Linked DNA regions of Mus musculus: region 1 is linked to region 2. The links are chromatin loops, found by intact Hi-C in ENCODE. Cell type or tissue: heart. All regions are shown on one strand.

Region 1 (8,000 bases), 660 kb after region 2:
GTTCCTCAAAAATCAAAATTAGAATTACCATATGACCCAAGAATCCCACTTCTGGGTATATATGCAGAACTGAAATCAGGCTTGTAGACACTCATGCTCATAGGCACATTACTCAACACAAAAGAGGTGGAAGCAACCCAAACATCATTGACAGGGACTAAGTAAGAATTTGTGACAGCTAGTGTCAAAGCTTAGACCTGTGCTCAATCTCTACACTATGTGGGGAGAGACCTATTCCTCTGCACGCACGCATGCACGCAACGCGCTAAATAAATACCCTCCAAAAAGAAAAGGTGATGTTAAATGTGTATGTGCACAGCCACACCTAGGCACATGGGTATATAAATAATAGAATACTGTTCAGCAATTTTAAAAAAGGAAATCTGTCGCGGGTTGCAATATGGATGAAATCTGAAGTTAGTAAGTAAATAGATAATGCAGACATGCAAAGTCAAATTCTGTACGATTTCACATAGATCAGGTACCAAATTAGACTAGTCTATGAGAATGGACAGTAGCAAGGGAGCTACCAGGAAACAGGAGAGTACAGGGGGTTACTTAACTGGTGTAAGATAAAAAACAAAAAAATACCGATCCTGTGGTACGCATGAAAATACTTAACACTACTAAACTGTACACCTAAAAATGATAATTTTTATTTCACACTTTTTACAATTAACTTTTCTTTCACTATCTTTTCCTGCCCTGTCCCAATGCTAACAAAAAGGTAAAGTGAAAATCAGCAGAGATAAAAGGCTTCAACGATGTAAAAAGAATTAAGAAAACAATAAATTAAAACAGGGGGCTGCTTATCAAGTTTCCTCTTAATCCTCTTAACCTGGAAATTCTTTCAACAACAGTTAAATGTCATCCTATGGGCATGGGAAAAAAAAAAAAAGACAAAACCAAAAAACGGTAGTAAAGGCCTTGTAGAGATTAAAACTCAGTGCCTATTATGACTTTGCCCATTCCTATACGACCTTGGGCAAGGTATTTTCATTCATTTCATTCATTCATTCATTCATTTGGCAAAAGTTTCTGCACATGGTCAAATAACACGGTACTTTTCTGAGGAATAAGAGGGGCATATAAAATACTAGGCACAACTCGTGGCGCTTTGTGAGTGTTGTGTTGACTGTAGAGTTAGACAATGAATAAGGTGAATTAAAGTAGGGTAAGTCCATAGCCTACTCTTTAGCGATGTACCGAACTTGCGGGTACTTACGGTGCCATATCAAACCAGACACTATTTAGGAATCATCAATAACTTCACCATCCCTTTCGAAAGTGGAGCTGTCTTGTAAGGGCTCTCTCCTCCCTGGGAAAAGCAGTGTCATCTAAGGTATTCGAAGATACTTGCTTAAGGAACGGACAAATTACAGAACCCGGGGATGGTGAAGCCCGAGAAGCCGCTGGAGTCCCCGCTCCTGTCACTTCACAGGGGCCTAGGCTGATCTGGGGAGGGGACCCGTCACCCAGCACCCCACAGCGCCCCGCCTGTGTCCCTGAGTGCTGGAGCGGCCGCGGCCGGCGGGGCGCAGGGCGCGGGGGCCGGGGTCACGGCGGGGGCCGGGGCTCACCGCGCGCGGCCGGCAGCGGGTACAGCTTCTCGGCCTTCTGGAGGAAGCGCTGGGCCTTGTCGCGGTTGCCGGCGCTCAGGGCCTCGCGAGCGATCTGCACGCATTTCTCCGCCTCGTCGCGGTTGCCCTCCATGGCTCGCGCCTGCCTCGGTGTCCGCGGCCGCGCAGCTGCGAGGGGGGCCCGCCGCGGAGGAGGCGAGGCGGCCGGGCGGGGCACGGCGCGGCACGGCGCGGGGAGGAGCGGGCACCGCGGCGGCGGCCCGGCGACGGGCGGCCTCGCAGCTCCGCCTCCTCACGGCCGCCTCCCCGCCCCCCGCGGCCGCAGCGGCGCCAGCCGCGTCCCTCCCGGGCCTGGCGGACCGTAAAGCCGACGCGGTAACCCGGGAGGAGGGCGGGGAGGCCGTGGGTTGGCGGAGCGCGGACGCCCCGGCCCCTAGGCTCCGGTGTGGCCCGGAGCCCGCCTTCCGCGCCACCGGGGTGGGGACAGGGACCCTCACGACCAGATCCACAAGGATCAGAGGCCAGGCCTCCTGGCCCTTAGGTCTTGGGAAGCCCTGGGCCTCCGTTAGGGAGTGATTGCCGCATGGATTCGTCCTACAGGCGCTTCCTGCTTTGGATCGGAAGCCCTGGAACCCCCAACCCCCGCAGTTCCCCAGCCCTTCTCAGCGGCACATCTGACCCACCTGCCACCTGGCAGGTACAATGCAGCTCTTTGGGTTAAAGCAGCTGTAAGGCAGGAAGTTCTTTCATCCACATAGGCTGCTTAAGCACCTCCTATTCTGTTTGATTTGCTCCAGGAATTAGGATACATGTCTTAAGGCTCAGGGAGGGGAAAGGGGTCAATGTATAATAATGGAACATGCTTGGCATGAATCAAGATGTGACTAGCATTTCACACCTGTGTCTGGTCACTAAAAGCAAATTATATCCGAAGTTCATTCGGTGGAGGTACTTTCGTTGTACCCTGAGGGTCTCTGTACTTGTGTCCCACCTTAGGATACAGGCCCTTTCACATTAGTTAACTGTCAATTGGGGGGGGGGGGGACGCCAAAAGCAGTTACCTCCAGCTTCTTCCCAAGTTTTAAGACCCTAAGAGGTCATATGATACAAAGAAACAACAAAAGTACCACGGGGTTATGACTACAGATGCACTGTTTAATTAGTAAGCAGAGAATGTACTTGTTGCTGAGTGAGATCTAAGGTAAGTCCCGATTATTAAGCAAGTTTAAAGCTAGTTTGGGATATGACCTTTATTGAGCTTATCCACCAGAGTGGAAACAATGTCTGTACAAAACCAAATGCTTGTTACTATAACTTCTGCATCACAATTAAAATCCAAACAGTTTTTTAAAAACAGTCAACTCAATCAAAACCCACTACTTCAGAATCAATAGCTTCTTTGAAGCCACAGTAACACTTAAATATGGTTAAGACTCGAATGCAGAAATTTGGTTGGTTGGAAGGCTAATTAAGCCTCCAACTTGCTCAAATAGAATTACAAAAAGGCAAAATTGTGTTTTTCACAGAGATACAGTCCACTGGAATCACCAACACTGGACAGCTGTTAGGAATATTTAGAGTCCTGAGATAATAAGGAATCCAGGCATCCTTAAACAGTCTTCTGTTGTCCTTTCTTCCCGATCAGCGATTTGTGGATGTGTGGGATGACACCTAGGAGAGGGACACAGATTAAGTCTACCTTCTGGATAAACATTTAAAAAAACAATACATGAACTCAAAGCAGGTAAAATTCATATACAAAGTGAAAACTTGAGGGATGAACAATGATCTTAGCAAAAACTAAGTGGAAAGCCAAACCCCATGAAAGCACCCTGTACTGAAATCTCTTCTAGAAACAATGGGAGTGTAGGAATTTTCTTCTTAAATAGAATGTTAGGAGTTTAGGGATGACATACCACCACCAGCAATGGTAGCTTTGATCAGAGAATCCAATTCTTCATCTCCACGTATAGCAAGCTGCAAGTGACGAGGGGTGATACGCTTTACCTTTAAGTCTTTTGACGCATTTCCTGCCAACTCAAGTACCTAAAAGGCAAAAAATAAATAAAAATCTGATGATCAATATTCCAACTTACTTTCAATCAAGATCTTTGAACCTCAATGGTGTTATTTACCAACTGTTGTCATTCCCTACTACCTGAATGATAAAATTATGCAGAATTATGCAAAAAAAAAAAAAAAACCACCCAAAAAACCCCGAAGGGGCACGCAATTGCATTTGCAGGAGCAGCACACTCTGGCCCAGCAGCCTCCTCGGCTGAACGCGAGCTCCCTCTAGCGCTCCCTCGGTCTGCGCGCCGCTCTTAGGGCCTGCGAGTTTTCTTGCATCACTTTCCTCCTCTCTCGCCACTTTCCCCCGCCCCCCCAGAGCTTTTCCAGATCACAGGCGTACTCCCGCTTACCTCTGCGGTGAGGTACTCCAGGATGGCTGCGCTGTACACAGCGGCGGTCGCGCCCACACGTCCGTGGCTGGTTGTCCTAGATTTCAGGTGTCGATGAATACGGCCCACAGGGAACTTGATTTTTATGCACACAAACAAACGAACAAACAAGAAAAAAAATGCACAAAGATAGGAAATTCGTTAAGATAAGATGTGCGCGCCAAAGCCAAGGACGGTGGTGGTGCACCAACGCGCCCCGCCAGTTAACACACATGTGATCCGACGCCCCCCCTCCCCAAACCCCAGTATTCACTGTCTCCGCAGGGCCAAGTCGCGACACATCACTCATGCTAAGATGGAACACCCATGGAGGGTGCAGACAAACAAGCAAGGGGGGTGCAAACATAAAGGCCCGGTCACCCGACTGCGGCAGTTGCTACCCACCTGCAAGCCGGCTCGCTGCGAGCGGGAAACCGCCTTTGTCTTGGCCTTTCCGGAGTCCTTTCCAGCCTTACCGCCAGCCTGCGGCGCCGCCGACGCCCGCGAGCCCGGGAGGGACGGAGAAGATAGAATTACCAAGGCGGCGCGCCCCTCCCCCACCACAGCGCGTCCTGGAGGCGAGCGAGCGCGCGCTCGGCCGCCCGCCGCCCGCCCCGCCGGGGACCCCGGGCCGCCGCTCGCCCCCCGCCCGCCCTTCTCCCCCGCCGACCCCTGCCGCGAGCCCGCCGCGGCTGCGCGCCCCCGCGCCGGCTCCCAGCCGCGCCGTGCGCGCCCCCCCAACCGTCGCCTCCCGCCTGGAGCTCCGGGGCTCCGAAAACACCTCCCCTCCGCTCGTCCCGACCCCGTCCCCGCACGCTCCCACTCGCCGCCGCCGCCGCCTCTCCCAGCCCCGGGGACGGCGGCCCCGCCCGCTCGGAGCCTGCAGCCCGCGGCCGCCCGCCGTCACTCTTCACGTTACCATCTCGGACCGTGCTGAAGCTCCGACGAGCGAGGAAGAGACGAGGCCAGGCGGACGCTCAGCGAGATCCCAGCGCCCACTCCTCCGTCGGACCGCGATTCAAACTGCGCCGTCTCCCGCCTTCCTCGCGCCCTTTATACTGCAGAATGTTCCCTCATCCGGGAACTCGGCCGGTTCGGCCCACCAATGGTTGCCTCCCGCCCTCGGGACGCGTCCTTGAGGCTCCAGCCAATGGGAGAACGCACAGCGGAGTGGCGGGGCGGGCGCTCGGGAGCTCGAGCGATGATTGGCGCGTGGGGGATGAGTTAGGGGGGGAGGAGATGCGGCGGGACGAGGACCGGGAGAAGAAGGGGCGCCGCGGCGGGAGGGCAGCAACAGAGCGCTGCGCCACCGAGCGAGTGGACGGTGGTGTCACGTGCCTGGAGGGAGGAGCTGGAAGGCTGGGGAGGAGCGCGCGCTGGCGTCCTCCCCGCTGCAGCCTCCCCCCCTCCACTCCCCCGCGGTGCTCCGGAGACCACGTGAGCTTCCCTCCCGGTCTAGCCTGGCCCCCTCGCTGACAACCGGCGCCTCTCGGTTGCCCTCTGGCCTGGCCTTTCGTGTCCGCAGATCTCGGTTTCCTTCAGAGTCCTGCCTTCTGACAGGTGGCTCGAAGGCGTCCGGCAAGAAGAGCTCAGCTCGGCCTCTACTTGGTGAACCACTTCCCTGATAAAAGTGTCACCTACCCCACCCCCGGTAGTTTTTTCATCTTCCTCCACTTCTGTCCTCACCTCTTGTTACCCCTCACCCCCCTCATCCTGTCTCATAACAACAGTGGAGCCAAGTTACCGTGGGGATAACAAGTAATTTTGTCTACACACAGGAAGCTTGGGATGAAGCGGTTTTTTATAATGAAGTCACCGGCCATATTTTTGCGAAGACTTCGCATCAATGGGATGCACCTATAGCCTAGTGTCTAAAGTTGATTTGTTGAAACATTAAAGCTATTATGTGTCAGCTTTCCTACACTAAAACATTTTGCCACATGACAAATGTTGGTAAATGTCAGTGGGGTAACTGTAACATGATTCACAAGCAGTTACAGATGGTTCATGTAATCAGTTACAAATGCTGGGCTTAAAAAAAAAAATAGACTTGTACACACGGTACTGTCCTGATGCCAGCCACTTAGACGTGCAGTTAGTAGATCTACAGCACCTGCATTTATCACTCGCTGCTTGGAGACCATAATTATCTGAGTCTTGCGAATTTCGCATTTATATTAATACGTAGCACTTTTCAATTAAACATGATTGTGTGGCCATGTGGGTGGGCGCGGGTGCTCACCTCATTACTATAGTTGTGGAAATCGGATGACAACTTGAGTGAGTGCTCTCTTTCCAGGGTTCCAGAGATAAACTCAGGTATCAGGTAGTCAACTCTCACACAGCTAGCACCCGTCGAGTTATATCACCGGTTTATACTTTTTACATAATTGAATAGTAATATGAAGAGAATATTGAAGCGTAAACTCCACATTATTAGTACTTAAGTTTGGGAGATTTTATGAAATTAGAGGAACTCTCTGATACCAGGACATTAATGCTAGAGGAGAGACTCCAAACAATATTGATTCCGAGGCTTATTGGAACTAAGGAATTGTAATGATGTCATCACATGCCGAAAACAACTGAGGCTCCTGACATCCCAGCACCTAGAAGGCTGCATCAGAAGAGTCATAAGCAGAATGCTAGTCAACTCTACAACGATGGCATTTCAGACACCTAAGGACTGGCCTGCTGTGATGGTGGCAACCTACATCCTTAATACCAGCCCTTGAGAGGCAGAGGCAGGCAGATCTTTGTGACTTCAAGGCCCACACGGTCTACACAGTGAGTTCCAAGCCATCTACAGCTACAGACTGAGGCCCTGTCTTCAAAAAAAAAAACCAAGTATAAAGCCAAGCCCAGTAGGCTATCCCTGGCTTCTGATGGGATTTCTTGATATTTACCTCATAACATACGTCCATTCTCTAGAGAATTCTGTGTGAGCTTTTTCCCATGGAATCCAACTAAAAGGTTGACTTTTCTTCACTGAAGAGTGGTAGCAAGAATAAACTAGCAAGTACATGTGAGTTCTGTGGCGCCTCCTCACTGTAATCTTAGTTCTCAACCCTTTCTGCTTGTGCCTTTTAAAATGTTTTTTATTCTTATTTTTGAAACATGATCTTAATTCTGTAGCCCAGGCTAGCCTGGGATTTTCTATATAGATAACGTTGAGCTCAAACTTGTGATTCTCCTGCCTCTGCATTGTATATGCTGAGCTTATAGGTGCACACTACCATGCTTTTCAGAAAGGTTAGTAACCTTTGAAAGCTCAAGCCCCACCCCACCTTTTTCACATAGCCCTTAAAGGATTTAGGAAAACCTTATGCAGATTACATGGTAACATGTGCTTGACAATCAGCATATACTCAACAAACAACTATCCTATAAGGAGAATAAGGAAAGTGTGGTGATTTGAGAGAAAATAGCCCTATAGGCTCATAATATTTGAATGTTTGGGCCTTAGTAGAACTGATTGGGAAGGACTGGTAGGTGTGGCCTTGTTGGAGGAAGCATGCAACAGGAGATCACTTTAAGGTTTAAAACTGTTAAGCCAGGCTCAATCTCGCCTGTGTGTGCCTGTAGACTGTAGATCAGGATATAAGCTTTTTTTTTTTTTTTTTTTTTTTTTTTTTTTTTTTTGAGACAGGGTTTCTCTGTATAGCCCTGGCTGTCCTGGAGCTCACTCTGTAGACCAGGCTGTCCTCGAACTTGGAAATCCACCTGCCTCTGCCTCCCAAGTGCTGGGATTAAAGGCTTAGGATATAAGCTCTTAGCCTTACACCTTCCTGCCTGCTGCCATGCCTGCTGCCATAACGATCAGGAACTAAGCATCTGGAACTGTAAGCCAGCCCCCAATTAAATGCTTTCCTTTATAAGAGCTGCTTTGGTCTTGATCTCTCTTCACAGCAATAGAACAATCTAAAACAGAAGGGAAGAGAAAATAACATATTCCTAATTGGTTTTTCTTGACTGTTAC
Region 2 (8,000 bases):
AATTTGCTCGGGACTTTCTATGTTCAATCTGAATTAAGCCAACCTGACTCATTTTACATGATTCTAGATAACTGTGTAAACTGTACATTCAGATTTAATTTCTCTAAGTCAAGCATACAGATTCAGAGTATAAACTTAAGTGAAATTTGGAATAAACACCCAAAGTTTGGTTTATTACTAAACTAAGAAAATGGGTTTCTCACTAAAGAAAAAGAAATTGTCAAAGTTGGCTTACCAAGCCATCTGCTTTTTGTTGATAAGCACATTACATTTTATTCTTTTCCTGTTTTCTTTCAAAGCTTTTCCCCCATGTGTATGGGCACAGTGTGTCTGCATGCACAGATATGTGCAACACATGCATGCCTGGTGTGCGAGGCTCTCCTGAAACTCGGAGCTGGAATGCATGTCAGACAGCTGTGAGCCACCATGTGCGTGCTGGGAATTGAACCTGGGTCCTCTAGAGTTGCTTTTAACTGATGAGCCACCTCTCTAGCCCTTTTTAAAGAGTTTTAAGTATATATTTACTTACTCATTTTTCTATGCGTGCGCTTGCTTTGGTGTGGACCTGGAGGTCAGAGAGCGACTTTGCATGAGGTCCTCTGTTTGCACTTGAGGGTTCTAGCTCTGACTCAGGTCCTCAGGCTTGGCACTTTTACCCCTAAAACCATCTATCTCACTGGACCTTTTTTTCTTGGATCTTATTTTGCTCTGAGATAAGACCTTGATATGTAGGCCAAGCTAAATTCACAATTCTGTTGCCTGCACTTCTGAGTGCTGGGATTACAGTTGCACAGCACCACAGCAGGCTTCTGTGTTTAAGTCTTACTTTAAAAGCACGTTTCTAAGCATAAAGGAACTGGACTAGGTGTGATGGTTACCCCTGTAAATCCCAACACTGGGAAGACAGGAACAACTCCCACCCCCACCTCAAGTTTTTGGTTAACCAGTCTGGCCTAAATAGTAAGCTCCAAGCCAACAATGGCTACACAAAAACCAAAAAATGAAAACTACAAGAAATTATTCTCTAATGAAAGTATTCTCTAATAAATAACAAGAAAAAAAGTAGAGCAGCAGAAGAACAAGCTATCTAAAAGGAAACACAAGCCACTAGGAACAGTGGGGGACACTGTCCTGCCATCCTTACTCAATCTAATTTTGACATTGCCACAATTCCAGGAGAGCAGCCTTTGTCCACAAGTTCTGTGAAGCAATACAATATAATGTTCCCCTTTGAACTTCTCAATTTATACTTGTAAGCCATTACTAAGCTCAAATAATTAAAACCATGTAGTATCAAATTGAAAATGACTATGAAAATTCCATAGACTAAAAATTTGGCCAATGCTTATAAAAGGTTGGGTATGTAGGGGGGAGAAAAACCAACAGTTCACGACTATGTCAGTGTGCTCAACCTTCCTAATGCTGTGACCCTTTAATGCAGTTCCTCAGGTTGTAGTCACCCCATACTATAGAAGCATTTTCATTGCTACTTCCTAATTTTGCTAGTTATAAATCACAATATAAACATCTGTGTTTTCTGATGGTCTTAGGCAGCTCTTGTTAAAGGGTCTTTAGACTCCAAAAGGGTCACACCCTACAGGTTGATAAGTGTTTACAATTAAGCACACTACCAAAAAAAACAAAACAAAAAAAAAACAAAAAAAACAAACAAACAAAAAAAAAACCTCACAAGCTAAATGAAAATAGCAATGACCAAATAAGATTTTTAATTTTTACAAGCTTCATCTGTAATCCAATAGTAGAATAAGTAATCTTTTTTTTTTATTACTTAAAACTGAAAAAGTACTAGTGTAGTTTAGTGGTAGAATGAAATTAGTAAACGTACCAGGCCCTAAAACTCAAGCTAAAATCAAGCACCCAAACCGTTTAGTTTGGAGGAAGTCCTAGAGCTAGGTCTGTAGAACAGACTGTTTCTGCCTCCTGAGTGCTGGGATTAAAGAAGGCCAGAGCAACCACTCAACTCCAAAAGGAAATCTTACAAATGTTACCAAGAGCACTGCATGACTATCCTACAAGCCAGGGGGTACCGACAGAAGAAAATGAGCTCCGCAATGTCATTTCGCATACTGTCTCCAACTAGTTTCCATCCAAGTTTCATCCTTCACACTTGTTAGGTTTCTAGGTTTCTCTTGTCCTTAAATTTACACACTATCCACATCAACCCTGCCATCACTAGGAAGAGTATTTCACCTCTGACCCAGACACTGACGAGGAACAAAGCACAGACCACATTTAATATAACTTTGTATCCTAGATATCACTCTGTACCCACCCAAAACTATCAGCAACTCCTAAGTACTGACTCAGAACAAAATCCAATGACTACATTGTGGCTTTAGCACAATCCAAGACTTAAGTGGAACTGAGATGTCATAGAACACATTGCTGTTTATTGCTTAGCTTTGCCTCTATTATTATCTGTAATATTTTCCTCTAACACTGGTAGAGAAAAGTAGAAGATTCAATCAGGAGACAGGAGAACTTGTCAAGAGTCTAGGTTACATTTAAATGCTTCCCCTCTTGCTCTTACATTGATATTCTAAAGTTAATTTCACCAACAACTTATGATGCAGTTTTGCAAAATGCCAGGAAAACTGATGTCAATAAAGAACAAGTAAATCATGTCTCCACTCCCAAAAAGTTGTCTTGAATTTTGCCAAGATAAGGCCATTTTGCAAACATATCAAATTATTCATATTCAGTCTATCGGTGAGTTTTAAAACATCTGGCAAAGGTGTTCTACAGAGGTTTCTGGTTGCTAGTCTATGCCTTTATGCGCCTGAGACTTTCACACATGTGTGACATTCCTTAAAAAAAAAAAAAAAAACCTGCGATGGATGGCCAGTGAGCCAGCTGCTGGCAAACCCAAACCATGACAGAAGAAAAAAAAAAAAAAAAAATCACCACCTTCGGGCTACCGGAGTTACGCCGTGATGCTCTATGTGCATCTTGCTTCAATTAATTTCAAAATAGCGCTTTCATTAAGAGGGAAGCAGTATAAAGTTAAGAAGGAAACATCAAATGGAAAAGCAAATGCTGATGAGCTTAAGTGATGGTTCGAGAAAAGCGCCTGAATCTCGATCCTCGGGACTCTAAAAGCTGTCCTCTGACCTCCACTCGCAAGTCGCGGCTCGCGCCACTGCCCCCACCATGCTTTAAAAAAAAATGTTTTTTCTTTTAATTTAAGAAAAGGTAATCTTGAAAGTTCCTATTTCTAAAATTAAGTGTTCGTTGGCTATCTCCCAGACGATCTGGTGGTGGCTTAAGAGCGGAAGAATCTACCCGGTCCTCGGAGGCGTGCGCGCTGCGCCCCGAGGATGAATGAATGGAAAGCCCGGCGCGTGTGAAATGCAGGTCTCCGGCCAGCCGACCCGCGGCGGCGATCTGTAGGCCTCGCTCCTCCCCCTTCCCTCCTCCATGACAGCCCCGTCCCGGCGTGGAGGGGCCAGGACAATGTGATCCCCACCTCAGCCGGCCCCTGTCCCCGGCGCCGGGAGGTGCGCGACACGACCCCTGAGCATGCTCCCCTACTCAACGCCACGGCCCCCGGCTCCCCGCGGGACGCGCCCGCCCAGCTCCCGCGCGCCCACCGGTGGGCTCCGCCAGCCCACCCTCCTCCGCAGCTCCAGAGCGCGGCCCGCACGAGGACCCCCGGCGGCGGGTCGCCGGCGACGGCGAGGCGCCGCTGCCTCGGGCTCCCTCTCCGGCTCTCTCGGGCCGGCTCGCCGCCCACCAGCCACGGTGCCCGCTAGGAGCCGCCCGCCCCACGCCCCCCCGAGACCCCGGGACCCCACGCCGATCCCCGCGCCCGTGTCCCGAGCCGCCCTCCGCCCGCCGCATCGCGGCCCCGCGCGGCGCCCCTCCCCCCACCGCCCCGGTGCCCGGGCCCCCACACGGCGTGTGCGCTCCACGCTGCCGCCGCCAGCCTCCCGGCGCCGAGGCTGCCCGCCGAAGGTCAGGCCGGGGGCGGGCAGGGACCGGACGCGGCGGGAGGCGCCGTGCGCGCCGGTAACGCCGTCCTGCGGGAGTCCCTGAGCGGAGGAAGCCGGAGCGCGGGGAGCTCGGGGGTGGGGGCCGAAGGCAATACTCACCGGTTCCACAGTCGCCATCTTAGATCGATCTGATCGCACAACCGCTCCTGAAGGGGGGGCGAGAGGAAAAAAATGAGATTCAAACCGGATTGGCCGGCTCCTGCCCACGTGACGGACGTGTCCGTTTGGCCCTAGCGGCGCCTGCGCAAGACTGCAGCTGCTTGGGGAAGGAGAGGCTTCTGGGAAGTGGAGTCTTTTTTTTTTTTTTTTTTTTTTTTTTTCTTAAGGCAAGAAGTTTTTTTTTTTCTTCCAAAAAAAAAAAAAGTGATCACGTGGTCGCTGGCGAGGGTGCGTGGCTCCCGGCGCCGCGGGCGCTTCCTGCCGAGTTGGATTTAGGCCTCTGCTGGGCAGCGGGCAGAGCTCCGGTTGCACTCACTGCGGGGCATTCCTGCTGTGCCTTCTGTCGCCCAGTCCTCCCATCTTTCCTAGAAGGTTGAGAACTGCAGGCTCAGCACACGCAAGAAGGCTTCATTTGCTTAGCTGAGGTCCTAAGACAAGTTGCTTTTTATTTAGTTTTTCTTTTCGCCTCCCACCATTTTCTCTTGGTTTCTGAAAGAGGCGGCGATGGAGAGTCGTTGATGTGGTCTGCGTCTCCCCAGTCCCCGGTCCACTAACGCGGGTGGTCCCTTGCTACCATCGCTGCCCAAGCGGGTGGGCGGGCTTGCCCCACGGTACCCTCTCACTCGTTTGGGGAAGGGGAGTGCACGCGTCGGCTTTTCCTGTTCCCAGTCCTGAGATGAAGGCGTCAGGGGTGAATCTTGCTGGACGTGAAAGTTTGGAAGTTCTGTCCAATCGGTTCCAGTATTCTGCTTGGACGTGGACGGAAATAGCCTACGTCCAGGTGCCAGCCAGGGAAGCCACTCGGGGCTCCGCTGACTCAGCCCTGGACTGAAGGTCAGGAGTCGTTAAACCGGGTCAACTATGACTCTTGACGTTGACTCATACTCCTTAGGCGAGTGACTTAATACGCTCAGTGCCTCAACTTTTTCATTTATGAACCAAAGATGATAATACACTTACCTCACAAGGGTGTGCTGTGGTAAGGACTGTAACCAGCTTTGAAAACGCTTCGGAATCTAGAAGCAAGCGCGTGCCTTCCTTAAGGACCAGCTCCCTCCGCCTCCGCTGCTGTTTTAGCAATCTTGCTTCTTGACCCTGGGTCTTTTGAAGCGCAGGATGGCCTTGAACTTGAGGTATAGGGGAGGATGGCCTTGAACTGTCGATCCTCCTGCTTCCACCTCCCCCCCACAAAGTATCGGGATTACTGGCGCGTGCTGGGCGTGGGGGTGGGTTGGGAGAGCACTTTTTTGCTGAGATAGGGATGGAACTCAGGGCTTCCTGAGCGCTAGGCAAGCACTCTACCAACTGAGCTATATCCCCAAGCCTTAACAGTGTCTTAAAATTTTCTTTTCTTTACTTTGTTGCGTACACCGATGCAGTTTTAAAGGGAATGTAGCTGCTCTCAACAGAAACTTCGTGTTCATGAACTTATGTTCATAACAACTAACAAACAGAACTGGCATGCTACATTTTCTTCTAAGTTACCAGGCCGTCAAAGCACTGTTGGGTAAAGTTCCTAATGAGGGAGCCAGGATCTCATGGCTTCCACGCAGCTTAAAAATGTTACCGCCAGGAAAAGCAGTGTAAGCAGGCTATCTCGTGTCTGCCTCTCCATGGCATTGCTGTTGTCCAGAGCTGTGTCATAGCTATTATTGAGTACATAATGGATGCTTGGGTTGACTAACACATAATTGAGGCTGTGTAAGAACTCAAAGCCAGTGCCTGCTCGTGTTTTTGTTTACCAGGATGGCAGAAGTGATTTTAAACGAAAGCTTCTGTTTAAGTTGGCGTGAGTAGATTCTCAAGTAGACATAGCTCTATGAACTAAACACATAGGTGAATTTCTATGTACAAATCTGTTAACACTAACCAAAGTAATTATAATTGACCCCTTATTTTCTGTTGTCTGTAAAGTGATGTCTGGTTAATTTCTATGAGAAGACAGCATTAGGGTGCTGAGTTGTAGCTCAGTTGATAGAGTGTTCATCCAGCCTAGATTCCCCCCAACACCACATAAACCCAGCATGCTGGAGGATCAGGACTTTAAATTCAGTGACATGGCAAGTTCTAGGCCACCCAAAGAAACAGGAGAATCTCTATCCAAAGAAAGGAAAAAGACAACCTAAATATCCTGTTTTGAGCTTCAGGGTTGGTTACAGCACAAACCAATCCATTGGCAAGAAAGTATCCTGACAAGCCTGAAAACCACCAATATAAAGTTTTTGTTTAAAATGACATTTGATTGTTTTTTTTTTTTTAACCTTCTTCCTCTGTTGTCAGTGAAGACTCATATTTTGGGCTACAGGTATAACTCAGGGGTAGAATGTTTGCCTAGCTTGCTTAAGATTCAGGATCCAGCCGGGCGTGGTGGCACACACCTTTAATCCCAGCACTCAGGAGGCAGAGGCAGGTGGATTTCTGAGTTTGAGGCCAGCCTGGTCTACAGAGTGAGTTCCAGGACAGCCAGGGCTACACAGAGAAACCCTGTCTCAGAAAAAAAACAAACAGAACAAAAAAAGACTCAGGATCTACTTCCTAGTACCCCTGTGTTCCCACAAAGACTTGCGCTTTTACAGTTTTTTTTTTGTTTTTTTTTTTTGTTTTTTTTGTTTTTTGGTTTTTTTGGTTTTTCGAGACAGGGTTTCTCTCTGTAGCCCTGGCTGTCCTGGAACTCACTCTGTAGACCACGCCGGCCTCGAACTCAGAAATTCATCTGCCTCCCAAGTGCTGGGATTAAAGGCGTGTGCCACCACTGCCTGGCTCGCCCCATTCTTTATAGTTTAAGTCATCTCTATATCTGTATATGATTTATTGACTATTTTTAAACATTTCAGATGTGTTTGCCTAGTGTCAACACTTACGATTTCATCTTGTCAAATATATGGGGGCTAGATTTTTATGTGTTATGTCGGTCTGTATACAATCACTTTCATTTTGCTTATTTATTCATTTATTTGTGGACCCAGAGTCTTGCTATGTTGTCCAAGGTGGTCTTGAACTCATAGACTCATAGGATCCTCCCATCTAGTCTTCCAAAGAGGCTGCAACTGAAGCCACAGGCAGCTGTGCCCAGCCATCACCTTACTACCACACCCATGCTTGTGCATGTGGTGGCGCACGCCTTTAATCCCAGCACGTAGGAGGCAAAGGCAGGCAGTTTGAGGCCAGCCTGATCTACAAACCAAGTCCAGGACAACCAAGGCTCTGTTACACAGGGAAACCTGATCTCAGAAAGCCAAAGGAAAAAGGAAAAAGGAAAAGAAAAGTTTAATTTAAAATCAGGGAAATGTTTGAGAGATGCTCTGATGCTGGCCTGTATGATGGAGTTGTCTAGATCACACACAACTACTTTGGCCCAGGGTAGTGTCGATATAACTAGTCCTTATAATCCTGGCCTGATCGAATGTTACTGGGCTTTAGTAAATAATGAAGATAGCTTCTCAATATAATACATTCCTCAGTCTGGTATGTTACCATTTTAACTCATGTTAAGACTTCAAATAAGAGCCAGGTAGTGGTGGCTCACGCCTTTAATCCCTAGCACTTGGGAGGCAGAGGCAGGCGGATTTCTGAGTTCAAGGCCAGCCTAGTCAGAGAGTTCCAGAACAGCCAGGGCTATACAGAGAAACCCTGTCTTGAAAAAACAAAAAAACAAACAAACAAAAAGACTTCAAATAATTTGACAGAACACACGGGTTGTTTCTGTCATACTTTTCTTTGGAGTTTTAGTCTCTTGACTTAGATGACTGAAGTCATTGTTTTGCCAGACTTTTCTACTATGGTTGGAACTAATCACACCTGCTATGGTCTATATAAAAATATTTCTGC

Evidence for each region. A loop is a pair of places that touch in the nucleus more often than their neighbours do. Peaks named below come from ENCODE experiments on the same cell type or tissue, not always from the same donor. Only the 100,000 strongest peaks of a DNase experiment are listed, where the experiment ranks them.
Region 1: a loop joins it to region 2, with 5 times the contacts of the local background. A loop is called at or near these places in 3 of 42 quality-filtered maps.

What each region holds. Positions count from the first base shown.
Region 1 is chr3:137,861,637-137,869,636 of GRCm38, reverse strand. H2az1 (H2A.Z variant histone 1) reads right to left here and starts at 5,150. Exons shown (of 5, transcript NM_016750.3): 1 at 4,941-5,150; 2 at 4,427-4,504; 3 at 4,004-4,117; 4 at 3,497-3,626; 5 at 2,715-3,251. The coding sequence starts at 4,943. The coding sequence ends at 3,190. Dnajb14 (DnaJ heat shock protein family (Hsp40) member B14) reads right to left here and starts at 1,962. Exons shown (of 8, transcript NM_001033155.1): 1 at 1,581-1,962. The coding sequence starts at 1,713. It overlaps Gm43403 (predicted gene 43403), which reads left to right and starts at 5,311. Exons shown (of 2, transcript NR_169184.1): 1 at 5,311-5,672; 2 at 5,800-5,950. In heart, a CTCF peak has its summit at 3,858; DNase peaks (open chromatin) are centred at 1,846, 3,916, 4,416, 5,256 and 1 weaker place; H3K4me3 peaks cover 4,989 bases; H3K27ac peaks cover 4,294 bases.
Region 2 is chr3:138,523,427-138,531,426 of GRCm38, reverse strand. Eif4e (eukaryotic translation initiation factor 4E) reads right to left here and starts at 5,236. Exons shown (of 8, transcript NM_007917.4): 1 at 5,133-5,236; 2 at 4,113-4,159. The coding sequence starts at 4,130. It overlaps Mir1956 (microRNA 1956), which reads right to left and starts at 5,006; the gene lies at 4,942-5,006. In heart, a CTCF peak has its summit at 4,248; DNase peaks (open chromatin) are centred at 3,466, 4,196 and 4,776; H3K4me3 peaks cover 3,043 bases; H3K27ac peaks cover 2,276 bases.